Regions from separate parts of the Homo sapiens genome. Here region 1 is linked to region 2. Evidence: chromatin loops called from intact Hi-C (ENCODE). Cell type or tissue: K562. All regions are shown on one strand. Each heading gives the region's core, and the rest is flanking DNA. Links, peaks and the distances in the headings are about the cores only.

What was found. Peaks named below come from ENCODE experiments on the same cell type or tissue, not always from the same donor. Only the 100,000 strongest peaks of a DNase experiment are listed, where the experiment ranks them.
Region 1: a loop joins it to region 2, with 5 times the contacts of the local background. A loop is called at or near these places in 1 of 110 quality-filtered maps.

The regions. Positions count from the first base shown.
Region 1 is chr12:74,168,416-74,174,083 of GRCh38, reverse strand. All of the region lies in intron 4 of LINC02882 (long intergenic non-protein coding RNA 2882), which reads left to right. It also overlaps the pseudogene LOC100128674. Among named protein-coding and RNA genes, the nearest start is that of LINC02882, 120 kb to the left of the region's middle. RefSeq lists an enhancer at 2,485-2,985. In K562, for the core only: no CTCF peak of the experiment used is centred there; DNase peaks (open chromatin) are centred at 1,323, 2,323 and 3,073; H3K4me3 peaks cover 1,872 bases.
Region 2 is chr12:74,289,926-74,295,593 of GRCh38, reverse strand. LINC02882 (long intergenic non-protein coding RNA 2882) reads left to right here and starts at 2,963. Exons shown (of 7, transcript NR_038300.1): 1 at 2,963-3,279. It also overlaps the pseudogene VENTXP3. RefSeq lists enhancers at 2,313-2,960, 2,961-3,609. In K562, for the core only: no CTCF peak of the experiment used is centred there; DNase peaks (open chromatin) are centred at 1,353, 1,843, 2,573 and 2,883; H3K4me3 peaks cover 3,293 bases.

The DNA of each region.
Region 1 (5,668 bases), core at 244-5,243, 120 kb after region 2:
CAATTTACACCCTAAAACTTAAAGGATAATAATAATAAAATATAAAATTAAAAAAAGATACAATTTACACATTTATTAGAATTTCTAATCAGAAAAATACAAAATTTAATATACTTAAAACTAGAGCTATACTTTAAACATTAAAAGGATAATTTGAAAACATAGCCAATAATCTAGGCAACTGAAACAAAAGGTCAAACAACAAACCTTCATTCTTATTTTGCAGTTTCTAAGCATTTAAATGATAAATATTTTTGGCTGACCATTGGAACAAATGCATGATTTTTCCAGTAAATATGTGAAATAATAGTCTTCAAAAATCACTAATTTACCACTTTATGTGCTTTTACAAAAAATGCTATCAACATTATTTTAATAGAAACTAATATTTTTTTAAAAAAAGTGTTCTAGCTGTTCTACACCAAATACATTGATTTAAAAAAATCCGCTTAGTTTTTCAAAAGTGTTGGGAATATTCTAGATTCTTGCTATTGTTTGTTTGTTTCTTAGAATTCACACTGTATTCCACAACTATTCCATGGCAGACATAGCCACTCTGATAAGATCCTTTTGGTGTAGGCAAACAGAGAATACTAGTACGTTTCCACTAGCATTCCCATTCTATTGGCTGGCATCAGAATGTTGTCTTTTCATGGGGTGTATTGGTGGACTCTTTTGAAGCTGCCTTCCTCAGGGTATACATACTGTACAGTGTGTATCCTGACTTGGCAGAGCTACTTTTATGGCATCTCTTAACCTATAAATTAATGCAGCTGGGCCTTTGTCTCTGCTTCCCTTTCTGCTTGCCCTACTAATCATGGCTCACCCAGGAGACTAACAGTCTTCAAAATTCCTCAGAAGGAAAACAGGCTGTAAACACTGAGTATACATATATATACACATATATATAGTGTGTATATATATTCATATATATGAATGAAAATTCATATATATGAGTATATACATATATTCATATATATATTCAAACAACTAAAGACAAATGTCAGTTTCTCAAGAATATTTTTACCATATTCCCATCCAGTGGCAGTTCTGGGATGGGCCTAAGGGTTTCTACAGCTTTTGAAACATCCAACCAGAAGTGATTAATGTCAATTTCTCTTTAGTAAACATCTCTAATCTCTCTGAGATGGAGCTCCTTTCAGTTATCCTAGTGAGCTGAGCATGAACAGACTCAGTTTCTTCCTCCAGTGCTCTCCATTTTCTGCTTATATGGCTGGATTGGTAGGAGTGAAGATTGAAACACTAGTTTGGCTTATCTTCCCTCTAAAAAAGGAGGTGGAGTCTGGGGTGGGAGGACTCTGGAAGTTACATATTTGTTTTATAATGTGGCAAGTCTCGTTGTCTATTGTCCTCAAATTTTCAATAAAAAAACTGGGAAAGACCCATTTTATGTAATGAGCCCAGATATTTCATTCATAGAACCAAAATTTCTCTATAATATATAAAAGGGAGGGGGTGGGAGTTGCGGAGAGCAAACATTACAAAATTGCAGAAAAGAGACCATTCCTCTCATGTATAAAAACATTCTGTTCTATGAAGGTGTAATCCAGAGTGATGTGTTAAAATAAATATAAAATTGGGGATCAATTTTGTGTGAGTGTGAGGATAAATGCTAGGCTTTCATGGTCATTATATTAGCTCAGAATAAAAACTCAGTGCTCTAGAGGTATCAGAAACAGCCTTTATAAGTATTTCACTCACTTTTTCTATAGTACACAAGGGAATGTCTATTAATATATATTTTACTGAACAAGACACTCTTTGCCTTCCATTTTCCCTGCTTTCCACCAAGCACAAACCTTCCATGCATTCAATAGAGAGTTAAAGCAAAATCTATTTCTGTGCGTGATGTGGCAGTCTGATTTACTAAGAATTAAATGTGGCAGAATAACGTATTGAGAAATTTAATAACTGTCTAGTTTTTATTTTGCCATAGCACCAGAAAATGGATAGAGTGTTATTTTCTTTCACTCTCCATTTGCGTCAGGGTAGCATTGAGTTTGTGTCCTTGAGTTCTGGGATTCCTTTTTTTCCTGGGTAAGGAGGGAGAAGAGAGATTTTTGGGAGTTTGTGAGCAATGGAGAAGTTGTCATGTAGAATATGCAAATAATAAGTATTAAAAAGTTAAATCCTCAATGTCTTCCTCCACCCATTCCAATTTTTTTTTTTTTTTTTCAATGAGCACGGGGACTTTATTACACAGCACGGTTCTCATACCTGTTTCCAGAACGCTCAGTAGTAAGGCCGTCTGGGATTGTTCAGGGGGTTGGGCCGGAAGCGGTAGGCCAGCATCATCTTCTTGCGGAAGGCCTCGTACTCGTCGTCCTCCTTGGAGAACTCGGCCAGCCGGTCAATGCTGAAGCCGGCACCTTCCACTGTGGTGGTGGCCTTGTTGACTGGGTTCTTGATGCCCTGGCCCTCCGAGCCCAGCCCCTCGCCTTCCTTCCAGCCCATCTTCATCAGCATCTGATAGCCAGTGTTCTCCACAGTCAGCCTGAACTCCTTGTACTCCGAGTAGTCAGGCTCACGGCTCTCCTTCAGGGCCTTGAGGATTTCCAGAACTTCTCCAGCTCGTCGGGAGGCAGGAAGTCTCCCATGAAATGCTTGCCCTAGCCCACCTTTGTCAGCTGCTTGGCCCATTTCCTGGTCTTGTCCATCTCCATGCGCCGCAGCTGGTGCTTCCAGGTGCCCAGCTCGCTGTCCACCTCCTCGTCGCTGTGGTAGCCGTGCTGGTGCTGCATGTCCTGCATGGCCCGCTTGTGCTGCATGATCATGTCGTATATCTGCTGCATCTCCTGCTGCTCCTTCGGCTGCTGCTTCTGGGCGTCCGACAGCTCCGTGACGCCCACTAGACCCACGGGCTTCCCCTTCTTATAGCCGAACCCCTTGCGGTCCTGAACTGACAGAGGCGAGGGAGAGGCGTCCACGTCCCTCTGCACCAGCTCAGCAGGTGGGAGTTCTGCCTTATTCTCTTCTGGCCTCCACCGGCTCTTCCGCTTCCTCTTCACGGTGGCTGCCGAGGCTGGCTTCCCTGGAGCGGCTGGAGCAGGGATGACGGAGAACGGGGGGCGGGAGGCGCAGGCGGGGACGAGATGGGACAAGTGGTGGCCGGAGGCAAGACCCTAACAGGGCCTCAGGAGGGGACTTGGGCTTCAGGCCGGGGTCGGGTGCCCTGAGGCTGCCTGTGGAGCCGGCCTTGGCTTTCCGGAACTCCTCCCGCTTCTATCGGTAGTACTTGTATCCTTGGCTGTTAGTCTCGTACAGAAAGCTGAATGCCTGGTTCTCACAGTTGTTCTGGAGGGCGATGGTTTCCACCTCCGGATGCCAGTCTACTACGAACCTGGCCAACTTCCCTGCAAGGTTCTTGACCTCTTCATCCTCTGGGAGTGAAACTTTTTGAGAGGCTGCCTGCGACTTCTGTGCTTCCTTTCTTATCTCAGCCACCTTCTTTCTGTAGTAGAGAAATTCTCTGCTATTCTTATCCTGCAAAAATGCAAATGCCGGGTTTTCCTTGTAGTCCTCTATAGCTACTTTTTTCTATCGCGGGGCCTTCTTCTGCCACAAAGTGGGCCAATTTCTCTATTACTTTCCGAGTCTCGGTTCCCTCTGAGGGTGAAACTTTGAGCTGGGATTACAGGCGCCCACCACGACGCCCGGCTAATTTTTTTTTTTTTTTTGTATTTTTAGTAGAGACGGGGTTTCACAGTGCTGGCCAGGTGGGTCTCGAACTCCCGACCTCAGGCGATCCTCCTGCCTTGGCCTCCCAAAGTGCTGGGATTACAGGCGTGAGCCACTGCTCCTGGCCTCTACAGTGCAGTTCTATGGGAAGAAATTCACTTTATTTTATAAAATGTTACTGTAAAAAAATAATATAAAAACGTATTTTCAAGGCAGTTAAAGAGATGTAGAAACCCATGCTTTGGATTATAAATTAATAAGAACAAATAAGAAATGGGAAGATGGCAGTGGGTAAGCCCAAAATTAAATACTAAAACCATACATTGATTATTTAGAAATGCCAAAAACATACATTGATTACTTAGTAACAGTGGGATACAAAGTTTCCTGAAACGAGGAATATAAAGAAGATCTTTATTTCATAGTGTTTTACAACGTCTCTAAAAATACTTATATTGTTCAATCACTAATCATCTACATGCTTCAGTGAACATACAAGTGTATGTGTCTTTTTGGTAGAAAGATTTTATTTTCTTTCAATATTTTCCCAATTTCTATACAAGTTGGACAGAAAAGTGCAAGTCATGGAAAGGGGAATAGAGTTTTTCAGTTAGCACATAAATCTGAGATTAATATTTAGGGCTCAATACTTTTTTTGAGATTGCATTTTTGCTTTTCTTCAGCATCATACATTTAGCAAAATTTTTAGATAATAAAATCATGATATAGCTGTTGAATTACCCTGTTTTCTTGAAAACTTTCTGAAAAATTAAGCTGATATAAAATTTCTAAATTATACTAATGTATCTATAGAAAACAACTTGAAAAGTTCCTATGTAACTTGCAGAGAAGTTTAACCTTTTTAATATAATAATACATTTATAATTTAATTTAGCTTTATTTCACCTGCAATTACACATGAGTTTGCTTTAAGATTTCTAAAAAAATCAGGGTATTTCATGTTAAGCATTATGGATATAAATATCTGAGATGAATTTAGCTAATAGTAAAATCTAAGATTTTTATCTCTTCTAGAAATTATCCTCTACCACTGTACATTTACATTAAATATGTCAATAAAATCTCTAGTTATATTCTTTGAAGGTTTACTAAAAATATTCAGAGTAAATGCAAAATATTTTATCATACTTTAATATTGATGTAAGTATTCCATTTTGGAAGGGATTTTTCTTTAGATAAATTTTGAGTATTTCACTGCATACTGTATTTGTCTCCCACTAGTTAGCAAGAGTTATGGAGTAAGCTCACTATGACATAATGTACCAATTACTTTTCTTGGTGTACCAGTATCTCCTTTCATCTTGTGTTTGGACAGTGCTGCCGTGTGTGTGTGTGTGTGTGTGTGTGTGTGTGTGTGTCTATGTAGGTCTGTGTATGTGCTTGCAGGAAAACAAATCCATATGGGAGACTAGTGAAGACAATAGTAGTTGACTTTTCTGTTGTGCTAATTCAATGAAAATTTCAAAACTAAGCATTTACAGAGAAAGCAATTCAAGATGTTGCAGGTAAAGTCTTTTTTCATTATGTATCATAAGAATAAAAATTAAATCCTGTGTTAAATCATATCCTCTCTATTAAGTTGACTGACCATGATATAATATATCCCAATAAGGTCAGAAATAAGCCTGACTAGGCTAACTTTCTTAAAAGAATACTGCTTATCTCATTTGCCCTCCATAGGTACAGCATTTTTACTTTTCCTTTTATTTTTATTTTATGTTTTTTTTTTCAACTCTTAGTTTAGATTCAGAGAGTACATGTGCAGGGTTGTTACCTGGGTATATTGTGTGATGCTGAAGTTTGATGTACAGTGGATCTCGCCCAGGTACTGAGCATAGTACACAATAGGTAGTTTTTCAATACCTGCTCCCCTCCTGCCCTACCCTCTCTAGTAGTCCCCAGTGTCTATTGTTTCCATCTTTATGTCCATGAGTATGCAGTGTTAGGT
Region 2 (5,668 bases), core at 361-5,360:
CTTTTTTAAATGTGAAATTACAACGAACAAATGGATTATGAGGATTGAATCAACAGATTCAAAAAATGGAACACTTCTAAGTATTTGTAATACTTCAATATTTATTGAATAAATCCTATTTATATATTATTTCATCATTTGAATCTATATCTTTTTAACAAATTAGCATAGAAGAAATGAGACCATTCAGCAAAGTACTGTATGAAACATACCCTAATATGAAAAATAACATCTTTGTTATATTCATAATATCAAGGAATATATAGTTTTAGTCTGAGATCCCCACAGGCAGGAATTTAAGGCCCAGCTAAGAAACTTTCCACCCACCTCTGCCAAAATGGTAGGCGATTCTTTACTGAAGGTAGAGAGGAAGCACTATACAAAAGGGGGAGAATGTAGAAAAATAAATAAAGGTCCAAACAAAATGTACCTACTTTACATTGATTAATCCACAAATATCTACATTTGCAATAGTTGCCAATATGATATTCGAATCTTGTTTCTTGGAATATCCAAGAGTGTACAGCAACAGAATAGCAAAAGCTATTCTGTTCTTCCCTCTTGTTGCAGTGACAACAGGCTCCCTCTATATGGCTCACTTTTTGGCCATAGTTGTAATAAAAGCTATAAAATTTACTCTTCTGTTTTTATTTTTAACCTAAATGTGTTCTGTGAATTAATTCACTGGTCAAACATATTTTATCACAGTCTACCACAAAGATACAAAAATCTTGTGGCAACTTCTTAGATGTACATTCTTCCAACTGTGATTAAAAATATATATTTTTAAATATATATGTAATATAAATATATATTTTAAAATATATGTAATATAAATATATATATTTAAATATATATTTTTTAAATATGTAATATAAATATATATATTTTTAAATATATATGTAATATAAATATATATATTTAAATATATGTAATATAAATATATATATTTAAATATATATGTAATATAAATATATATATATTTAAATTTTGACAGAGTCTTGCTCTGTCACCTAGGCTGGAGTGCGGTGGCGCCATCTCTGCTCACTGCAACCTCCACCTCCCGGGTTCAAGCGATTCTCGTGCTTCAGGCTCCTGAGTAGCTGGGACTACAGGCCCAGGCTACCATGCCTGGTTAATTTTTGTATTTTCAGTAGAGACGGGGTTTCACCATGTTGGCCAGGCTGGAATTGAACTCCTTGCCTCAAGTGATCCACCCATCTGGGCATCCCAAAGTGCTGGGTGATTTTTTTTTTTTGGCGGCGCATTTTTACTTTTATCACGGACAACGTGGCCCCTTCCACACCCACAAATCAGTGCTGTCCAAGCCCCACCCAGGAGCCCCTGTCCAGCCACTGCTCTCCGAGGGCTTCGCCCAGGCTTCCGTCACATTATCACTCTCCAGGACGCACGGCAGCTCTTCCACTCTTACCTGAGGTTGTGTTATAAAAGCACATGCTGGTTGTAAACACCTCCAACAACGCAGAAATGAGCAAGGGGAAAGTGGAACTTGCTGTGGACGTGGCCACAGGACCACACTTTTGTTCCTGTTGGAATGCTTGGGTCGGTTTCACAAGTCGCCTCACAGTCTTGCAGGCTGAACCCGTCTGTCTGGGCGCCTCGCGCTGCCTACCTCCTGGGGCGACGTGGACGGATGCGCTCTTGTCTCAGCTTTGGTGTGTGCAGTGAGGAGTCTGCACCAAGAATGGTCCATCAATGAGGGAGAGTACTACCCGGGGTGGGGGGGCTTCCATGCCTCCCATAATGGGCACTTCCTGACTTTCTGCAGGAAATGCTGTCCTTGAGTCATTCTGTTTTGTCCTGAGGCTGCTGCGAGGAGGGGGATAGGTAAGCACATGCTGGAGGCTTCGGTCCAGGCACAGCAGCAGGTTCCAGCTGCCCTGCTTTCTGCTTTCCCTGGCTGGAGAAGAGCAGCCCCCAGCAGGCTGCGGGCACAGTCCCAGCTCACGCACGACCTAGAGCGCACTGCAGGGCCCCAGCACCCCGCCTTAATTTTCACCCTTGTCCCTCCTGCTTTCCAGCTTCGGCGTCCTTGTTAAAAGGAACTCGAACCACAAAGTTATAAACACGACACCTGCATTCCCTTCCAATCCTTCATGGTTTTTTTTTTTTACACACAAAGCTTACAACCTTTACTTTTTCCAAATGGAAAAACAGTTTTTCCAACACTTTTTAAAAAACAAATTATCCTTTTATCATATGCTGAAAGCCCTACCAATAACAAACCCACTTCTGCGTCTGACTCTGTTCACTGACCCTTCATTTACTTCGTAAACCGACCCTTTTGGTAACTTTCAGTAAAGAGGTAGCTTTAATAAATACATTCTCCAGAAATCTCCAGAACCTTTGTGTGGGTCAGGGTGAGAGGTGCCCCCACGATATAAACAGAACAGCTGAGTCCTCCAGGTAGGTGCCAGGTGCGATCTGCACAAGGCCGCGTGTGTGGGAGGCATGGAGTCAGAGGCGCTTACTCAAAATGCAACCCTTGTCTCCAGCAGAGCACACAGGCCTCAGAGCCCCGTAGACAGGGCTGGTCCTAGCGGATTCACGCCACTTCCTGGGCTTGGGGGATGGTACGCCAGAGGCTGCCCACAGCAGGAAGCCCATGCAGAGGCCAGGGCTTCTTGTCCCACTCGGCAGAGACCCCAGAAGGAGCCGGGGGCAGCATCAGAGCCTGGGGCCTGGGCAGGGGTGCCCGAGAGCACAGCAGCTGCAGGCCATTGGGAAGGCCAGAAGACAGGGAATGGAAAGCCAGGGACGCATGGAGTGACTCAGAGAAGGGACTATTCAGCTGGGAGTCCTGCATTTGCCCTTTGTGTTTCATCCGGGGATTTTGAAACCAGGTTTTTATCTGGACCTCCCAGAGCTGCATCTCCCTGGCCAGCCTCTTCCGCTCTTGAGAGCCCAAGTACTGGTGGTACCGGAAGACGGTCTCCAAGGCGCGGAACTACTCAGTGGTGAAGGCTGTGCGGACACTGGGGGCCCGCCAGGGGTTTGGCCCCTTACTCAACCCAACCACGGTCCTCTCCGGCGCAGGCCGATTTGAGGACCTAGACTCCTTGATGCTGACGGCCTGAGGGGGCTCCCGGGTGCCGGATATCTGACACAGGCCAGGGAGGCTCCCCTGGGAGACCTGGCAGGCCTGGAGGTGTGAGTCGGCTCTGAGCAGCTGCTCTGGGAGAGCCAGTCCACGGAGCCAAAGCTGGAGGGCAGCTGCCGGCCACAAGTTGGGGAGGAGGAGAGACGCAAGGCCGTCAGGTGGGCCGGAGGGAAGGCTGGGCGGGGCTGGCCAGGCGCAGGATCTACCTGGGTGATTTTTTTAATCTATAAAATAATATTTGCTTTTAATTTTTAATGTTACTATGTTGTCAATATATTGTAAAGCTTAAACTCTTTTTCCTTAAGACCACGTAATTTGAGTTTTTTTTAATTTTTGCCAATTAAAAGTGAGATTACTTTGATTTAATTTCTTGTGATAATATTTATTTATGGCCTGGCGCGGTGGCTCATGCCTGTAATCCCAGCGCTTTGTGAGGCTGAGGTGGATTTCTTGAGGTCAGGAGTTCTAGACCAGCCTGGCCGACATGGTGAAACCCTGTCTCTACTAAAAATACAAAAATTAGCCGGGCGTGGTGGTGCGTGCCTGTAATCTCAGCTAATTGGGAGGCTGAGGCACGAGAACTGTTTAAACCCAGGAGGTGGAGGTTGCAGTGAGCTGAGATTGCACCACTGCACTCCAGCCTGGGCAACAAAGTAGTTCTGTTTCCCCCCAAAAAATATATATATAATTTTTTTATAATGCTGGCACTAAATGGTGGTTGCAATATGTATAACTGTCAAGCAGATGGCATATTTTAAACCTACAAAATACATTTACTTCATGTGTCTAATTATATTAGACTGGTTGATGTGACAACAGAAAACAGAAGATAAATTCTGTAAATTGGGGTCACTTATAACAGTGATGAACATCTACTAAACTAAATTCTCACATCTGTGTCTACAAGATACAGTTTTGGAGGATGGGATAGAAAACAATTTTTGACATAGAACATACAAACTCTTTAAACTTGACACTTTTATAGTATGATTTCTACTACCTTGCGTATAACAAAACTCTAAAGTGTGTGAATTTTCAGAAGTAACCACACATGGCATTTTCCTTTAAATTTCTTCTTACATTGAGGGGTTTCTGTCATCTTCAAAAACACTAGAATGGAGATCTCTTACAACAAGTAACTGATCACTCAGTTGGCTAAAGTCCAGATTGAGGGTCAGGTGTGGTAGCTCACACCTGTAATTCCAGCAATTTGGGAGGCTGAGGTGGGAGGATTGCTTGAGGCCCAGAGTTCGAGACTAGCTTGAGCAACATAGCAAGATCCTGTCTCTGTCTCTACACTCACACACACACACACACACACACACACACGAGACCAGATATTGTGATCTGGTTCAGAGCCATTGTTTCCAATTATACACCCTTCCCTTTTGTTTAAGAGTATTTAAAAGAAACCCAGCAACTTCCAAAAAAAAAAAAAAAAATCCCAGGAGGAAGAACCACAGATCCTCAGTTGGGTTCATTGTTAGCATCCCTGAAATATCTTGCAAAGGAACTTATTGGAAGTTTACTCCCTCCTTAGTTCTTTGAATTGCTTCTCCCAACTGTACAATATACATCAATGGTACAGCTTCTGGAGAAGAAACTTTCTTCCTAAAAACAGACGGTAACTACATCATTGAAGCAGACAATCATGTATGTGTAATTTTGTAGTTATTTTATTTTTATATATTTTTAAAAGAAGAAAAGTAAAAGGATATAAAAACTAGCTGGTCACATGTTTTGAGTAACATTTCCTTCCCCTTATACTCAGGGTCAGCTTGCATTCCATTTGATTAACATTGATTTGATATTTTTGTCTTTAGAATTGATTTAGATAAATAGGTAGGATGTCAATATTAGGAGATTTCCTCCTCAGTAAGCTGCTTGCCTTCTCTATACAATGTGTTATGACATTTCAATTTGGGTGATAACAATCTAGAATCAAAGCAGCTGTTTAATCTTCATTCATAGCCACTTTGTGGGCAGTGGCAATTGTCACCACTCCCATAAAAATTCTGGAAGATGTGACACTAAGTAAGATGATAATCAATACCACTTTCCCAGGATTCAAAAGCATTAAGGACTATGTGAAAATAGCAGGATTTTGACAATATTTAATGAAGTCTTTTCTCTACAGCAGTAGACATTATCAGAGAAAGAATATCAATGATATGTACTAATTTGTGTTATATATAAAAGAATGATATTTGGGTAAGTTACAAATGAGTAAACTGTAATTATGGACAAATTTGGTCATGGTAAATAATTTGCCTAATTTTCTTCCCTTCAATTAAAATTTTGTTTTATTAAATATACGGATGTTAATCTAAGTATATTGTTAAACAGTAAGAAATAGGGTCTATAACATTGATGTAGAAAATGCTTGTGTATATGACAGCGTGCCTATTATGTGTTTTCTTAAACTTAAAGCATAGCAACTTTTTGAGAGAAATTTTTAGCCTAATTTTGCAGATGTGAAAACTGAAGTACAGAGCTTGAGAAAATCATTGTCAAAAAGAAGCAGGAATTAAGCTTCTGTTTGACTTA